Linked DNA regions of Homo sapiens: region 1 is linked to region 2. A link is a loop called in an ENCODE intact Hi-C map of the cell type or tissue named here. Cell type or tissue: GM12878. All regions are shown on one strand. Links, peaks and the distances in the headings refer to the core of each region. The heading gives the core; the rest is flanking DNA.

Region 1 (2,927 bases), core at 310-2,809, 230 kb before region 2:
TATGAATTCACCTTAAGATATTTAATATGATAGCTTTATAATTTGTAACCCAAATGAATTGATAATTGGTACAATGTCAAAATAGGAAAAAGATTTTAAGGCAGTATGGATGCAGATAATTTTAATTAGGTACAATAAGTCATGCCAATGTAGAAGAGCATATATTCCTTCCATAAACAAGGCATATAAATCGAGACATCTCTGCCTCACTCCCTACACCATTTGTGAGTGAAAATATTTAGAGGTATATGGGAAGGAATGCTGTGGGAGTGGTCTGTCCTTGGTTCAGGCAAAAAGGGGTACACTCTGTAGAGCACTGAAAAGCAATAATAAAACTAACTCAGCTTGCATTTTTTTAAATCACCATGTGCAGGAATTCTAAACAACATTAGTGACATAATACCCCACCCCACTTTGACGAATCAGTCCCACTGTTCCTACACGCCCTTGTGGTTCCACCACCAATACTTCTTCCCGGCTGGGTGCGGTGGCTCATGCCTGTAATCCCAGCATCTTGGGAGGCCAAAGCAGGTGAATCACTTAAGGTCAGGATTTCAAGACCAGCCTGGCCAACATAGTGAAACCCCATCTCTACTAAAAATACAAAAATTAGCTGAGTATAGTGGTGTGCACTCGTAGTCCCAGGTACTCGGGAGGCTGAGGCAGGAGAACTGCTTGAACCCAGGAGGAGGTTGCAATGAGCCGAGATCGTGCCACAGCACTCCAGCCTGGGTGACAGAGCGAGACCCTGTCTCAAAAAATAAATAAATAAAAACTTCTTCCCATCTCCCCATTCAAGCACAATAGAATAGAAATCAGAGCCCTGGCCTATTCTCGGCAACTACTGACACCTGCCTAAGAGAATTACTGTGCTGGCATTTTGCACCGTAAAGAGAAGAGGGAACGATGACTCTTAAGTCAAAAGAATGAAAAAAACCCTGTGCTTTACAAAATATAATTAATGTCAAAAATGTGTGTTATGAGCACATTTTGTGGGTACAAAGCTTACACATGTGTACAAGTTTGCATGTTAAAATACTAGAATTAGCCCCCTTAAATAAATTTAGCCGGAAAAGTTCTGTTCTCAAAGAGTGATTCACTTGTTAGCTGAGGAGAAAGAAGCTTGGATATTAATATTTGTAAGAAATCGCTGAATAATTCCAAACGACTGTTAAGCTAATCTAGATGTAGCAAAATGAATTTGATTTGGACCGGAGTCAGTGTTCTTTCCCACCCTGCCCAGTAGCTGTGGCCCCACGGGGAGCATCATCGGTGGCCCAGCAGGTGGCACTCTTCCCTTTGTGCACTAACACTAAACTAACTTCCCCAAATACAAGGTCCTTCAGAGCCTTGACTTCAGAAGAACCCATGTAATCTGTTTATCTTTGGCGGTAATATGGCTACAGTTTTCACAAGGGCAACTGTGCTGGTCTGGTATTTGTCAGATTTGAAAGACTGGTGCCTACACATCTAAACGTCTCCTTGGTTCTAGAGTTGTCATCCTTAGTTCCAAGCCTTTACTGGTTTCTGTTAAAATACTTGAACTTGTATTCTGTGTCTATGGTCTTATGCAAATACTAGAGGTTTATATATAATTGTGATGACTTACATTTGAAAAGCACATTGAGCAAGTGTTTCTCAACTTAAAAAATATCTGTCTTTTTCCAATAAAAATGCCGCACAGTCCTGGAATTCCTGCAACTTCAAGAGTCATTGATAAGCAGAAATTGGATTCCATCTTCAACATGTTACCTCTAGAAAAGATTTTATTCAGCTTGGCTTTCTATAGTTTGTATTATGAAGACAGTTATGTTTTGTTGTTCACATATACAATTAAAACATAGTAATACACATTTTCCCTTTCAAAATTGGTATTAATACCTGCCCCTGGGGAGTTTGATGTACTGGCCACAAAAGTATTATAACAAGCATATGAATAAAAAAGACTAGCACTGATAAAACAGTTAAAGTATCTTTTTATTTATCACTAGTTATATATTAGCTTCATTTAGAGAATGATAAATATGTAGGTATAGTCATATGTATTAAGTATATTACACATATGATCTTATCTAATTTTTGCAGATACCTATTTTGAAGATAAGGAATATGAAGCTTAGAAAATTTAAGTTATTTCCCAAGATCATGAGGCAAGCCAGTATCAGAATGAGGATTAAAGCCTAGTCTTTTCCACTGTAAATTTTGAGCCCCTAAGACAGATTGTATTAGATTATTATAACCATCTTTTGAGGCAGCTAGTAAGTAAACAAATTTATATATTTTTTAAAAATTTGTAAAATGACTTCCAAGTTAATCCATTTTGTATAAAAACCCTAGGTACAACAACCTATAAGAGATATTATTGATTAGGCTAGGCATTCTTTAGACATTACGTAAGGCTAAGAGGGAATGAGGAAAGATGAGAAGGTGGCAGAGACAAATCTGATTTTTAAATTTGCCTGCAGTTAGGTCAATATTCAGAAAAGAAAATCCAATATAGAGCACAGGGAAATATGTTTCCGAAAGAAAAATGTGTTTAATTTGCAATGTGTTTTACAGTAAAAGGGTTAATGTCTCTAATATAGATATAAAATGTTTCCATAACAATAAGGATAAGAAATCAATAGAAAAATGGAGAAGTACAAGAATAGGCAATTCACAAAGAAGGAACACATATGGCCAGAAAGCCCATGGAAAAAATATTCTTCCTCATTAAAAATTTCAAAATTGAGCAACAGAATATGACACCTATTTAGACACCCAAATTGACAAGTATTAATAATAATAATAATAATAATAGGCTAATTTTAAAAGATATTAAAATGTCCAGTGTAATATAGGGGTATGCAAATGAGAATTACACATTGTTAGTAGGTAGATGAATTAAGCTACATTTATACAGTGAAATACCATTGACCTAGAAATAA
Region 2 (2,927 bases), core at 222-2,721:
TTAAAAAAATGTTTACAATATTTATACACTGAAGAAAACCATTGCTTAAAAGAGAAATTGTTACTTAGCCTCTGTCCTAATTGTATCCTCATGGACTCTGCACTGAATATATTTTGCTTTTTAGTTTGCTGATTCATATTATTTAAAAATGTTTTAGGGCTCACTTAAGATTAAATAGCAGTTTCAGTTTTACAAGATGAAAAGTTCTGGAGATCTGTTGTGCAACAACGTAGATGAAATAGCAAATTCTGGAATTCAAAAAAAATTTTGCACATAAATTGTAATTTGAAAAGAGTTTAAGCATATTATCCTGAAACTTATCCCTTATAACCTTGTTTTTACATTTTAAAATATGTCAGCAGATTTTCTTCTATGATTACAACGTATAAAATGTAGTTGGGAAAGTTTGGCAGAGGACTAGCTTTAGTTCTGCTTAAAATATTTTTCAACTGATTCTGTGAATCCATTTTTTATCATATATTAACCAAATATCTTCATACACTAACATCATTGTTATCTATGAACATCTAAATATATGTAATTTATGCATTTTTAGTTTTAAAACATGTTTTATATTTGACAGTCCTCGTTCTCTTTTATATTGTAAATTTGGAGAGAGCACATTTTGAGTTCTTAATGTTTTTAGGATATGATTTTTTTTGGATACATTTCAACATTAAAAACACAGTTTCAAATTTATTTCTCAAGACCTCAGTCATTCCCTTAATGTTTTTTTTGTTTTTTGTTTTTTGTTTTTTTTTTTGAGACGGAGTTGTGCTCTGTCGCCCAGGCTGTGGAGTATAGCGGCACTATCTCAGCTCACTGCAGCCACCACCTCCCAGGTTCAAGTGATTCTCCTGCCTCAGCCTCCTGAGTAGCTGGGATTACAGGTGTGTGCCACCATGCCTGGCTAATTTTTGTATTTTTGGTAGAGATGGGGTTTCACCATGTTGGCCAGGCTGGTCTCGAACTTCTGACTTCAAGTGATCTGCCCACCTCTGCCTCCCAAAGTGTTGGGATTACAGGTGTGAGCCATTACACCCGTTCTGTTTTTTAATTAATTTTTTTTTGTCACCCACATGTCAACCCTTATTTCTTTCAAAATCATTTATCCCTGGTTAATTCAGTTTGGGCAAAGCATAATTTAACAAATCTAGGCTAATGATTTTGAGATGGCCAAGTGGTTCCATCCTATACCCTCAGACCTTAGCCATCTCATAAATGCGTACTGATGAATGCAGTTCCAAAGTTAAATAAAATAGCATATAGCTGGATAAGTTCAGTTTCTCACAATGAATAGGATCATCTCTTTATAAAGCATGGTATCTTTAATATCTTGTTCTTTTTAGGTAGAACAGTTATATCAATGGCAGAAAGTTATATCAATACATTTTTTCTAACTATAGAATACACTTAGTAGGTTTGTGACAGTGCAGGTACTGAGGGCAGCTTTCAGAGGACTTTCTGGCCTGTGCCTATTGGGACCTAACTGAGTAACTTTCTGCTACAATTAACTACTTAATAAGATTTAAGAGAGAAGGATTTCAGCTTCAAAGACTGGGAACTCTTGAAAGTAACATTGTCTTATATATTTCCAGTGGGACCATACGTGTCCACTGTAATATGTATTTTAAAATGTTCAACTATTTTACAATGTGAGTGACTCTTGCTGTGTACTTCTTCTATATTCAATCTGTGTGAGGTCTGTAACCCAAGATTTAGTCTAGAATTTACACTTCCTCTTTTCAAGTTCTCAACTAACATGACACAGTTCTAAAATATTAACGAGAATACAGTTGCCTTGTATTTGTTATTTGAAGTCAGTTGGAAATTTTTTTCCGGTCCCTACACTCAGAAACACTTTTAGCTTTCTGTAGGGTAAAAGTGTATAGGTTTTGGAGTTAGAAGGGCTTGAGTTCAAATCCTGTCTCAGCTATTTACAGGTTGGACCCTAAACAGGTTATTTAACCCATCTGAGCAGTGTCTTTCTATGTAAAATGAGAATAATTGCAAAGAGTTATTGTAGACTATAGATTTTTTTTTAAAGAACAGGAACCAATTTCTTTAATTTTTAATACATTCACCTTTTTTATATGTCTTGTGCCTGGTACATAAATGCTTAGCAAATTTTTTTGAAAGAACTGAATTGAATTCTTGTGAAGATGAAGTAAAATAATGTTTTTTTTTTTTTGCATTTGATCATTGTGATATATCTTTGTGTTTAAATGCAAAGAAATAATAAACTTAATTAAAAATACAAGTTTAAGGTGAATTTCAGGGCCTGTAAGTCATTTACTTTTTTGTAGTCAGTTGCCTACTATCCTAAAATATAAAATGCCTGGTACATGGCAGGCTTTTAATAAATGTTGAAAGTTTTTCCTCATTTCTCACTAGTTCTTTCTAATACTACTCTCCAGTCTGGTCTACAGTAGAACAATTCCTTTAACCTTCTTGCTTCCCAGGAAAGCAGTGGTGTTTTCCAAAGACAAGCAATATAGTATTATTAAGAGCAAGAACTCTGGACTTGGAGCAGGACACCCTGAGATGGCTCTGCCACCTCTCATCTGGGTTACAATGGGAAAGTTACCTAGTCTTCCTGAGCCTGTTTCTTCATCTCTGCAAAATGAAGACAATGGTTTGCCAGCCTCACAATGTTGTTAGAAGGATTAAGCAAGTTAATATAATGAAAGTGCTTAGAACTAATATCTGGCAAATAGGAAGCATGATGTAAGAATTTACTGCTGCTACTGATAACGACTACTACTATCATTATTATTTATTTCCTGCCTAAATTGAAATTGCCCTCCTAAAATCCACTTAGCCTGTAACTCAGAACTTGTTCTCCAGATAGTACATAGAACTTGCTTAAAGCGCATACATTCTTTCCTGTTCTTGGCATGTGCCCTTTGAACTTACTTTCTATTAAT

The links. Peaks named below come from ENCODE experiments on the same cell type or tissue, not always from the same donor. Only the 100,000 strongest peaks of a DNase experiment are listed, where the experiment ranks them.
Region 1: a loop joins it to region 2, with 3 times the contacts of the local background. A loop is called at or near these places in 17 of 110 quality-filtered maps.

What each region holds. Positions count from the first base shown.
Region 1 is chr1:184,980,688-184,983,614 of GRCh38, reverse strand. No RefSeq gene overlaps it. Among named protein-coding and RNA genes, the nearest start is that of NIBAN1, 7.6 kb to the right of the region's middle. RefSeq lists a silencer at 1,214-1,333. In GM12878, for the core only: a CTCF peak has its summit at 1,275 (motif pointing right); a DNase peak (open chromatin) is centred at 1,374.
Region 2 is chr1:184,746,285-184,749,211 of GRCh38, reverse strand. The region is part of intron 2 of EDEM3 (ER degradation enhancing alpha-mannosidase like protein 3); the gene reads left to right. Among named protein-coding and RNA genes, the nearest start is that of EDEM3, 7.1 kb to the left of the region's middle. In GM12878, for the core only: no CTCF peak of the experiment used is centred there; a DNase peak (open chromatin) is centred at 1,781; H3K27ac peaks cover 1,744 bases.